2 separate regions of the Homo sapiens genome follow, and region 1 is linked to region 2. The links are chromatin contacts, found by Hi-C or POLR2A ChIA-PET in ENCODE. All regions are on one chromosome and are shown on one strand. Each heading gives the region's core, a stretch centred on a gene start or an enhancer-like site at or near the end of the contact. The rest is flanking DNA. Distances are from core to core; before and after follow the strand shown. Region 1 overlaps RAB7A (RAB7A, member RAS oncogene family). Region 2 holds the start of TPRA1 (transmembrane protein adipocyte associated 1).

The links. A loop is a pair of places that touch in the nucleus more often than their neighbours do. ChIA-PET counts read pairs that join two places held with the same protein, here RNA polymerase II (POLR2A). Pooled maps may share reads with other maps.
Region 1: a pooled map shows a loop between it and region 2 (5-fold over the local background). The contact joins the enhancer-like site here to the promoter of TPRA1 in region 2. A Hi-C loop is called at or near these places in 1 of 50 pooled maps. POLR2A ChIA-PET finds 5 or more read pairs at or near these places in 2 of 52 experiments (activated CD4-positive, alpha-beta memory T cell and activated T-cell).

What each region holds. Positions count from the first base shown.
Region 1 is chr3:128,784,589-128,790,476 of GRCh38, reverse strand. All of the region lies in intron 1 of RAB7A (RAB7A, member RAS oncogene family), which reads right to left. It also overlaps the pseudogene RN7SL698P. Among named protein-coding and RNA genes, the nearest start is that of MIR12124, 59 kb to the left of the region's middle. Within about 2 kb of position 1,561, at least 10 of the 41 ENCODE cell types and tissues checked have a DNase peak (open chromatin) inside an H3K27ac peak, as active enhancers do.
Region 2 is chr3:127,589,395-127,595,692 of GRCh38, reverse strand. TPRA1 (transmembrane protein adipocyte associated 1) reads left to right here and starts at 4,960. Exons shown (of 11, transcript NM_001136053.4): 1 at 4,960-5,283. RefSeq lists silencers at 4,308-4,637, 5,138-5,607 and enhancers at 5,341-6,017, 6,018-6,298.

The DNA.
Region 1 (5,888 bases), core at 312-2,811, 1.2 Mb before region 2:
TGGTGGGATTACAGATGTTTTTGTTTCCTTATACTTAACTGTGACTCTTAGAGGAGCACATTACCTTTACACTCAAACAGCCACCTCCACTTTGGAGAAAAATGTTAATCTGTTGATTTTTTCAAATCAATTTCTGATGACAAAAATCTCCACTCATCATGTAAGACAAATTACATTTAAATGCAGATTTTCATCTTCACTCAGGGCTGGCTAAGCATTTCAGAGTTGTTGCAAATGGTACTAAACAGCTGATACTAAGAATTCCACATCTTCTTTCACCAGGACATTGATGGCTTTAAACTGGCAAAAGTTAAAAGGTATATTTTTGTACTTAATGTTCTCCCAGATCAAGAATGGGACACTTGTTTCTAGAAAAGAGCCAGGGGCCAGGCGTGGTGGCTCATGCCTGTAATCCCAGCATTTTGGGAGGCTGAGGTAGGTGGATCACGAGGTCAAGAGACTGACAAATCCATCCTGGCCAACATGGTGAAACACCAGCTATACTAAAAATACAAAAATTAAGCTGCGCGTGGTGGCACGCGCTTGTAATCTCAGCTACTTGGGAGGCTGAGGCAGGAGAATCGCTTGAACCTGGAAGGTGGAGGCTGCAGTGAGCCGAGATCACACCACTGCACTCTAGCATGGGCAACAAGAGTGAAACTCCATCTCAAAAAAAAAAAAAAAAGCCAGGAACAAAACACACTAAATGCAACTTTTGCTACAAGAAGCTGCCCAAGCAGAGTTAGCTTCAAAATGTCCAAAAGCAATTTCTGCTTTTGTTATCAATTTCTATTTCCATCTTCATGGATTTCTGAAGACTGAAATTATTTTTTAAAAGCCTATGGCCAGGCATGGGTGACTCATGCCTGTAATCCCAGCACTCTGAGAGGCTGAGGCGGGCAGATCACTTGAGGTCAAGAGTTCGAGACCAGCCTGGCCAACATGGTAAAAACCCATCTCTACTGAAAATACAAAAATTAGCTGGGTGTGGTGAAACACACCTGTAATAACTACTCGGGAGGCTGAGGCAGGAGAATCACTTGAACCCAGGAGGCAGAGGTTGCAGTGAGCCGAGATCGCATCACTGCGCTCCAGCCTGGGCAACAGAGCGAAATGAAGTCAAAGATTTAAAAAAAAAAAAAAAAAAAAGGCTACAAAGTTTGAAATTTCTAACTGGAAAACAGTTCTCTAAAGCACCGACCACTTCCTCTCACAGGAGAATCTGCAGCCAGCAGAGTAGAAAGGAAGAAAGAGTTACATAAGATCTCTGAGACCTGGTCCTTCAAGGAAAGCATTTTAGATAACATCCATTAATCCATGTATATATTAATATCCTCTAAAAATTTTCTAGAATAAGGTATATTCATAACACATTTCTTTCCTTCTGCCACCAAACCAAACCTCACCAGTGTGCATCGGAAGAAGCTCCTCAGAGCGAAACTACCAGTATTGGTACCAGTATTTGAACGATGAAACAATTCTTTCTTTCAAGTACAATGTTTCTCATAACAAATCAAAAGCTGGCATCTTCCTTTATTCGCCTGCAGTCATCACCTTCTTCATCTATGCCACAGAAAAGCCAAATGGCCACATAAGCAGACAAAATAAGGAAACATGAGCAGGTAAAAAGATCAAGAAAAATATTGTTCAAGGGCTTGGGTGGGCAGAGGTCGGTGGTCAGAAAGAGGTTAACCAGGAATACACAGGGGTACCTAGGGGAAGGGCAAAGGACTGCTATGGTGAAAATGAGGACAGCAGGGAAGGGCTAGGAAGTTGGGGGTCAGTTAGCAATTCGAAAGTCTGAATTCTTGCAGGTAGGATAACAGCTCACGTGGAGGTGAAGGCTTTATGGTGTTGCAGGAATTGAAAGCAAAGTATAGTAGTACCCACTTATCCATGGGGGGTAGGCCCCAAGACCCCCAGTGAATGCCTGAAACACAGCAAGTACCAAACTTGTCATCCGTCAGGACACATTGATGATGTTCATGTTTTCCACCTACAAATTTAATGCTTTTTCCATTGTAACTAACCACTCATCATATACTGTGGCTTTTACCTTTTGCAGTATGAGGTGTCACAGCAAAATTAGCATGATTTTCTTTTTCCTTCTTCACAATTTCAAAGATAGAAAATATGTTCTCACAAATTTTAGCAACCTCGGCATACAATTTTTTCACTTTCCTTATTAAGTCAACAATTTTTACCTTTTCACTTCAAGAGCTTCTCTGTGGCATAACCAAATTGCCAGCATCTTGTGCTTTGGGACCATTATTAAGTCAATTATGAGTTACTTGAACACAAGCATTGCAACATTGATGTGATAACCAAGACAGCTACTAAGTGACTAACGGGCAGGTAGCATCTATGGTGTAGAAACCCTGGACAAAGCGATGATTCACTTCCTGGGTGGGATAGCACAAGCTTCATCAAGCTAATCCAAACAGCACGCAATTTAAAACTTATGGCAGGGTGCAGTGGCTCATGCCTGTAATCCCAGAACTCTGGGAGGCTGAGGCAGGAAGACTGCTTAAGGCCAGGAGTTTTGAGACCAACCTGGGCAACATGTTGAAACCCAGTCGCTACAAAATATTTAATACATTACCTGGGCATGGTGGTACACTCCTGTAAGTCCCAGTTACTCGGCAGGCCGAGGTGGGAAGATGGCTTGAGCCCAGGAGTTTAAGGCTCCAGTGAGCTATGATCGCTCCACTGCCCTCCAGCCTGGGTGACAGAACAACCCTCTGTCTCAAAAAGCAGACAAACAAAAAGAAACTTAAGAATAGTATTTCTATAGTTTCCCGTTTAATATTTTCAGACCACGATTGACTGCAGATAAAGAGGATTACTATATCTGCAAAGCCATCAAAACAACAGTGTAAAATGCAGGAGATGAAATTGAACCAGGTGTTCATCACATCCACAGTCAGACAGCAACGAAGTGGCAGAGCTGGAATTACCAGGAGTGTCAGCCCAGGTCCTACCATGCCATTTTGCAGTACCAGCTCTCACCCAAAGGAGGATTCTGGCTTGTGAGGGCTGGGACTTTTAACAAGTCTTTTATGGCAATTCAGGCATACACACCAAGTTTGGAAACCACTGATGTGAAGAGTCTACAACTACTGTTCTGATTTACATGTTGTGCCCGATCCAAAACCGTAATGATAGCACTAGATATTTGAACAAATGCTAAAGGTTCAACAAAGCCATGACAGTTAAACCAATTAATGTTCTATAGTTTGTTAACATTTTTAGTTGGTTGGTGTTTCCAAGTTGCCTGTCTGCAACAACTGGGTCCTAATCACAGTTGGCTTTTCTGCTCCCCTGCACTGTTCCCACCCTAACTATGGTATCAAATTGTAGAAAACTCAGGAAGGTACGAAAGAATGAAGACAAAAAGCTACTGACAATTCCATCTCCCAGAAGCAATCACTATTAGTATTAGAGTATATGTCTTTCTAGTTTTCCTTCAAATGGTTGAGGTTATATACCATGTATAACTTTGCATCTTGCTTTTTCTATATTAAATATCTTCCCATGTTATTAACATTAAGGTTGCATGATATTCAGCACATGGATAATCTCAAAATTTCCCTTGCTGCTAAGTATGCATTGTTTTCAATTATGATGAGATGAACCTACATATACACTCTGTCAGCATAATCTGATCAGACTCACAAATGTTTTAATCACTCGGCATTTCTTGGATTAGTAGAATACATTTCATCCATGTGTCTCTCATTCTGCTGATGGTCTTTGCCTACCCTGCCTACTAGAATGTGACTTATTGCACATATGATCTAAATATAGCACTGGGAAGGAAGCATCATAGGGATACAGAGTTCGGAAGTAGCAGGCTTCTGAGCAGATTCCAAAGTAACATTCCACACTTTCACCAGCACGGAACATGGGTAAATGTCTCTCTGTCCATCTCATTTTCTTCCAAGACTTCATGCTCTGTATATGACCATTAGAGAAGACCCAGCAGTCATCTTGCCCTCAAAACTGATTGACTTCAAGGCTCAGAGTGAAGTAGGCAAGCAATATTTGCTCATAAAGTTTTGGAGAAGGTCATGAGGAGAGACCAGAAAGGCATCGAAAGTCACATAATACTACTGCACTGGGCATCAAGCAGAACAGCAGTGTCTGTTGTAGGCAGACTCTTCTCAACTTCCCAAACTGAGGAATCTAATTAGGGCCTGAATAGTGAAGACCCCCTGAAACAGCAAGACATCACTACCACTTACAGAATGCACTTTGTGCCGGGGACTGTACTACAGACTTTCCTGGGGCAATTTGTTTACTCCTCCAACAAACCAAGCCTATAGGGATACAATGAGAATTCCCATTTAACAGATGAAGAAAAAGAAGCTCATCAGGAGTCACTTGGTTTCTAAAAATATTCATTCTGGGGAGGGGGCAAGAATAGAAAGACCAGTAGTCTGACAAGGAAGAAGGAAGGGGATGAGTGGATGGCTCTGGCCAAGCCACTTTTGTGGAATTATGAAGTCATTTGGGGGCACTCGGGAAGTAGGCCGTCAGTCTGTTGTTCCATTTAGAATTACCACCTCTAGGAAGAAACTCAGTAGGAAAAGACAGAAGCCTTTGAAAAGAAACATTAAGGATCTAGGGGGGCAGGATAAACACTTTCATTACAATGAAAATATCTAGTGAGAGAAGCACATCAAGGAGCTGACCAAATACCTTAAAGAATTTTTTTTTTTTTTTTTTTTGAGACAGTCTTGCTCTGTCGCCCAGGTTGGAGTACAGTGGCGCGATCTCTGTTCACTGCAACTTCCCCCTCCAGGGTTCAGGCAACTCTGTCTCAGCCTCCCGAATAGCTAGGACTGCAGGTGCGAGCCACCACGCCTTTTTGTATTTTTAGTAGAGATGGGGTTTCACCATTTTGGCCAGGCTGGTCTCAAACTCCTGAATTCAACTGATCTGCCTGGCTCAGCCTCCCAAAGTGCTGGGATTGCAGGCATAAGCCACTGTGCCCAGCCTAAAAAATTCTTTTAATTTTTTATTTTCAAGAGACGGGTTTCACTGTGTTGTCCAGGTTGGAGTGCAGTGGCTTTTTACAGGTGCAATCCCACTACTGATCAGCATAGGAGAGATGTTTCATCTGCTCTATTCGCAACCTGGGCCGGTTCACCCTCCCTGGGCAACCTGGTGGTCACCTGCTTCTGAGGGGTCACTCTACTGATGCCGAAGTTAATGCAGACACCCAATTGGTATAATGCCCTAAAACCCAGAACTCCTGTGGCTCAAGTGACCTCCTGCCTCAGCCTCCTGAGTGGCTGGGACTATAGGTATGCACCACTGTGCCCAGATGCAAAAATGTAATTCTGTTCTCTCTTCTACAGAGTTAAGAAGCTCTACTCCAATATTTGGTAATCCCAGCTACCAGGGAGGCTGAGGCAGGAGACTCACTAGAACCTGGGGGGTAGAAGTTTCAGTGAGCTGGGATTGCATCACTGCACTCCAGCCTGGGCGACAGAGCGAGACTGTCTCCAAAAAAAAAAAAAAAAAATCATGCCATGAATAGAACTCTTAAGCCCCAGGACTACTAATCATTGTGTTATTAATCTTACTATATTAATCAAACATATACCAAGGGCAAAAGTAGATACGAGACTATAAGGAGAAATCATACCAAATGCAAAAAGTAAAATACTACTGTGATCAAGACGTGTTAAGTTTACTTTAAGGGTAATTACCTTGGTTGGGAGAATTAGGGAAGGATTCCTCTGGGAAGAACTGAACCTGGATATGAAGGGGGAAAAGGGAACAAACAGTTTTCCTTAAAGAACGCACATGCAAGGCCTTACTTGGAGGGGGATATGAAAATGAGGTGCCTGGGCCTGATCACGCAGGACACAGTGGGCCGT
Region 2 (6,298 bases), core at 3,711-6,210:
AGCGAGAAGTGAGTCCTGAGGTCCGGCCCACACTGAAGGAGAGGAGATCCTAGCAGGGCTGGGGATTATCAGGAGCCCTCCCAAAGGCCACTGAAGAGAGCAGTCAAGATGGTGGATGGGGTCAGCTGGCTGCCCAGAGGTCATCTGATAAGGACTAGGAGCTGTTAGTGGCCCTGGCGATAGCAGATCTGGGCTGGCCGGTGTGTCTGGAGTCAGACACTACATTGAAGTGTGTTGACAGGTAGGATGCAGGGAAGTGAGAAGGGTGAATGTGAGTTACTAGTTGGAGGCTGGAGTGCTTTTATGTCACCCAAAGATGTATGGGTCAGAGAGGCATTCCCAGGTGTGGAATGGACTGTGAGAGCTGGGACAGGCACTGGAGTGGGATATGGCTTTTTCTCAGATGAGAGGTTCTTGGACATGTTTAAACACTGGTTGGGGGCAGGGTAGGAGAGACAGAAAGGTGGGTGGGGTGAGTAGGCAGCCTCTATTATGGCCCTGATGGCCCTTGCCTTCTGGTATTCACACCCTTGTGTGATCTCCTCCCAACAGCATAGGACAGATGTGGTTGGATGTTACTTTGGAGATTCAGTTACAAAAAGACTGCAGCTTTGCTCACTCTGAGAGAAGGCAGCATCCATGTCTTGAGGACACTCAGGCAGCCTGGGACAGGCTTGGGGAGTGAGGAGCTGGGACCCCAGCCAACAGTCATGCTGGACTTGCTCCAGGACACATCACCTTGGGGTTTGCTCTTCCCAGGTCAGTAGGCATCCAGCGCTGGGGCAGCTGCTTCAGGACATCGCCGAGGACAAGTCTCCTCCCCATTCTGGTTCCACCATCTGTAGCCTGTGGCTTTCATCCTCAAGGGCTCCATGCGACCGCTGCACATCCAGGTACTACATCTGACCCATGTATTGAGCCAGCTCAGCTGTGATCAAGCGCAGCCTTTTTCCTCCGTAAGAACTGCCCATTGGCGTAGTTGTGAACTGAGGCAGAGGAGCTGCTGTGGCAGTGGTAGGTGATGTGGATGTACAACGGATTGCTTACAGTCTCAGTGGATTGCTGCTAGGCCCACCCACCTGAATTTACATATTAGAGGGCCTGACAGAACCCAGTTCATGAGGGGCAGCTCTGGCCTCATGGTCACTTGATGTCCCCTAGTCATCTCTACCAGGGTCCAGTAGCCTGGCAGAGCTGCTTTGTGAATGGTGTCTAGTTCTCTACTATAGATGACCTGGTCTTGCTCCAGAACCCTAGGGGGTCTACTTTGTGGTTTTTCCCACCAGAGCTTGCTGTAAGCTTCACACAGCATATCTTCCCACCATGTATGCCTCTAGTATCATGGGGTCTGTGGGTCCCATAGCCTGAGGGACAGCCTTTGATGTCATGTGACCCAGAGATATGTGGGTCAGAGCAGCACTCCCAGGTGTGGAATCTGCTACCTCCAGAACCCAAAGAGGCCTCTAAGCATTGTGCTTGCTCTTCTGTGATGGAGTGTGCAGGGGGATGTTCTGGTGTGCCCCACACCACCAGACCCCTACAAACCTCACTGATGTGGCAAGCCCCTAATTCTTCATAGGGTTTAATCTTCTGCCCGCTGGAGCACATATGTCTCATCAAGTTTTCCATGTACTTGTCACCTCCTGCTCATCCATCCTGATTAGCACATTGTCATTGACACCATGAACCAGTGCAGTGTTCTGCAAGACGTTCAGATGGCCCAGTCTCCTTCAGACTGTGATGACAAAGGATGGGAAAGGTATCATTGGCCTGGGGCAAGACCATATGTGTGTATTGTTGGCCGTTCCTATGAGTGCAAATGGTCCCTGATAGGGATGAAAAAGTGTGGTGATCAGATGGCCCCTGAGAAGCGGGGGCCGTGCTGATCTGTCTGTGCTAGCAATGCACCTGCACAGCACCTGTGGTCAGGGCTACCACTTGGCTGAATCTGCAATAGTCCATTGCCACTCTGTTTATTTTTATAAGGTCAGACTGATGAATTAAATAGGTACATGGTGGGGGATACCCTCCACACGTCTTTGGTCTTCAAGGGTGGCACCAGTCTCCGCCATTTTCTCTGGTGTGTGATGTTGTTTATGTGCTTGCTCTCTTGGCCGGGGTGGGTGGTGGTGATAGTGGGGTCTCAGAGGCTTTCACTTGACTTTTACTACCATCACTCTCACCCCATAGACCAAGGAACCAGTGCAGGCATTTTGTTTACTACACAGGATGTCTATCCCAGTGATATATTGAGCTTGATCTTGATGGTCCTATGACAGTTGCACCCACTTTGCTTCTCACGCCTAAGCACTACCATCTGGCGTCTGTTATCTGGGGATTGCTGTCATCCCCATGGCTATCAGGGAGCCCAGTTCTGTAGCAGCATCTCCTACTGTCAGCCGTGGCCACCCCTGAGCCTGCTGTAGGGTGATGAAGAACCTGAGAGTCAGATCTGTTTATTAAGCTACTATTCATTTAATGTTGCAGATGCCACGCTCTGTCCTGTGTGTAGTGGATACTGCAGTGAATTAGCCACTGCCTCAGCTCTCAAAGGCAGATACCTTTGGTTATTTCACAAATACAACAAAATCCCACAGAAACTTAGATATGGGGTTCAAAACTCAAGAGAAGAAAATGCAGAATTCTCCAAGTCTCAAAAGGCAGAAAAATAAAAATAGAGGGTTTAAGATTCTTCCTGGGGCCTGAAAGCTTAAGATGAATAACTCCTCCCTTCTCAGGCCCAGTTCCAAGGTGCAAGGCTACTTGTGCCAGCAAGATAGCAGAAGCAGGACAAGAGCTGGCTGGAAGACACCTACCGTGGTGGGAAGACATGTACCCGTGAAGATCGAGAAAGAGTCCATCCGGGTACAACGTAGCAGTTACGTCAGACTAGGACACTTCCTGTTTACAGGAGACTATAAAACCTTTGCCGCGTCCTCACTTGGGGCTGATGCCATTTTAGGCCTCAGCCCACCTGCACCCAGGCGCTCATTAAAACAGCATGTTGCGGCCGGGCGCGGTGGCTCACGCCTGTAATCCCAGCACTTTGGGAGGCCGAGGCGGGTGGATCATGAGGTCAGGAGATCGAGACCATCCTGGCTAACAAGGTGAAACCCCGTCTCTACTAAAAATACAAAAAATTAGCCGGGCGCGGTGGCGGGCGCCTGTAGTCCCAGCTACTCGGGAGGCTGAGGCAGGAGAATGGCGTGAACCCGGGAAGCGGAGCTTGCAGTGAGCCGAGATTGCGCCACTGCAGTCCGCAGTCCGACCTGGGCGACAGAGCGAGACTCCGTCTCAAAAAAAAAAAAAAAAAAAAAAAAAAAAACAGCATGTTGCTCCACACCGCCTCGTGTTGTGTGTCGGCGCGCTCGCAGGGTTCGAACCGATACAAGAACCTTACAGAGGGTAGTTATTAGGCCTGGTCACACATGTCCCATGACTTCTACTTCCTGGCACATGGTAGGGTGGCAGTTTCCTGCCCTCTGGAGGCTAGAAGCGGTGGCCAATTGAATGTGCGTGAGAGTGATGTGTATAACTTTCTGGGAGGAACTTGAGGAGCCACTGGATTCCCCACGGCTCATTGTGGCTGTGGTCATTCGTGATTACGCAGGCCGGCATTGCCCAGCCTCTCTGGCGAATATAGAAGCCTAAACTTAGGTATGCACATTTGGGTGTGGTCCAGGCTGGGAAAGTCCCAGAGGATCACAAGGTGGTTTCTTCCCCAATCTCCCTGTGTTTTTAGGACAGGAGCAAGGAGAAGAATGGGACCCAATCTCATTCCAGCCCAGCGGTGCTGTCGCAAGGTGTGAGTCTTGGGGTGCCTGTAATAACTGAGTGCCTACAATCTGCACGAGGCTCTGAGTCAGCCTCAGGATGCTGCAGGGGACATCCTGCAGCTTGGCTCTCTTGGCTCCATCCTCATGACGCTGGAATTCTATAATAGGGTGGGGAGACTGGACGGGGAGGCAGGTAAATGAAAACAATCAGGTGAGAATTAAGATGCTCGGAAGGAAATGAGACTGGACAGCCGCTCCAGCGAGGGTGTCCACAAAACCCTCTAGAGGACATGATGTGGCAAGGAGCCAGCTCTGCGGGGGAACAGGTGTAGAGCCAGGAGCAGGAACAAGCTTGGAACAGCCGAGGGACAGAAACAGAGACCCGCATGGCTTGAGTATGGTGAATGCAGCATCGATGCCAGGGGATAAGACAGGCGCAATCAGGGAGGGCTTTCCAGAGGAACAGGCGTGAAGAACTGTGGAAGTTAGAGTTGGGGAGAGGCGTCCTGGCTGTGTCGCTTCCTCATTGCGCGGCTTTGGTCAAGTTATTTGACCTCTCCAAGCCTCAGGTGGCCCTGTAAAAGGTGACTATAATGACTGCCTAGCAGGGTTGCTAAGAGGAGTGCCCGAGGCATGGCGGCGCCGCGTGGAGCAGGGCGCTGGGAGGCGGCGGCCCTGCGGCGTGGCGCGGCTGGAGCGCGTGGCGCCGGGGAGGGTCCCCGACACGCCTTCCCCCAAGCTGACCCCAGGTCACCCCTGCAGGGCGCCCGAAGCGCCCGCACGCGAGGGGGCGGTCCCCGGAGGCTCCGCCCCGACGGTCCGGCCGCGGCCCAGGCCGGGAGGTGGAGCGCGGCTGCCGCCAGCTGGTCCACTGACAACTGCTGCCAGCTGGAAGGCGCGTAGGGCGAGAGGTGGCGCGTCCTCAGCTTTCCAGTCTTCGATTCCGCCCGCTTTCCGAGTGAGAAACGCAGGCCTCTCTCTTCCGTGAAGCAGCGTCTTGTCTCTGCACCTCCTCTGTGCTGTCTCTTTAAGAGGTCAGCGGGCTGCTCCGCCTCTTGGGAATTTGATTGGTCTCTCCCACTTTTTTTTTTTTTTCCCCCAGTGATGACTTATTCCTATAGGCTGCTGGAGGTTAGAGGGCGGGCCTGAGTGATAACAGGGACTCTGGGACTCTGGGACTTGTGGGACTGTGGCCGTTTTCGCAATTTGGGCTGGACGAAAAAGACGGTCTTGCTTTCCCGGTCGCCGCTGTCGGGAAGGGCTGCAGGGTGTCCGCGAGACCCGCGGCCCGGCGAGCTGACCCCGCCTCGCCTTTCCTGCCTAGCCCTCATTCCACGGAGCCGGTCGCGCCCGGTCCTTGCGCGACGCTTCCCGGCCCAGGCCGCCTGGTCTGGCGCTGGAGGCCGGAGTCCCGCGGCCTGTGCTGGATCCGCGCACACCCAGTGGCGGCGGATGGGCGGCCGGGGCGGCCGGGGCGGCCGGTCCTGAGCGCGGCCCGGGCTGTCAGGTAAGGAGGGGCCTTCTCCCCGTCTCCTGCCGCAGCTAGAGGGGGAGCCCCGTCCCTCGCCCCGGCGGGAAGCCCAGCCGCCGTTCCCCTCCTTGCTCCGCGAGCGGCCCATTTCCGCTCGGGCGCAGCTCGGACGGCCAAGGCGGCGTTTGGGAGGGAAGGCCCTGGATGTGGGAACCCACGGGAGGGGTGCCGGGCAGTCGGGAGTCGCTCGGGGCGCGGGGGCACGCGAGGCCCGGGAGGGAGCCGCACGTAGCGGCGTCGGGCTCGGCCCCGGCTGGAGGCAGTGCGGGTGGAGATCCGGACCTCGGCGACCCGGTCCGGCGCGGGGTGGCGGCACGGGCTCCAGCCCCACGGTGGCTGCCCGCAGCGGCCGAGGTGCTCCTGAGCCAAGCCTGCCGCCGGTTCGGGGCTTTGCTGCCCCGTGAGGGGGCCATGTCGAAGCCTCCGCTCCCTCTGGACTCGGGGAATGCAGGTGGGGGCTGGCTTTGCCCTCTTCTCTGCAGTGAGGAGGGGCCGCAGGGTCGTCCAGTCCCCAGCGGGGCTTGGCGGTGCTGGAGATTCAGTTGTTCCCGTCATAACAACCTGTTGAGGGCTCGTGTCGTGCCAGGCCTTGTTCTAGGGGACCGAGTCCTGAGCACTCCCGGGATAGAGAGTAGTAAATACCCAGACGCGGCTCGGGCGCTGGAGACAGCTGAGAAGGGAAGGCTTCTCAGAGGAGGTGTCAGGAGAGAGCTGGGGGAGAGCCAGCCCAAAGGCCCTGAGGAACGGACCAGCTCAGCAGGTGGAAGGCAAGCAGGGAGGGCAAGGTGCAGGTCAGATTGGGCCCAGGCCTCCCCATCTTACTGGGGTCTCCGGCTTAGGACAGGGACCACACGCCTGCCAGCCCCAAGGCCGAAGGACAACAGGGGAGAGCAAAGTAACTTACTTGGCCTCTGCCCTATGGAGCCTTCCCCACCTTGTCACCCCTGGGCTCCACCCCTTCTCACCACCCTTAGGCCCTAGGGTTTGTAAG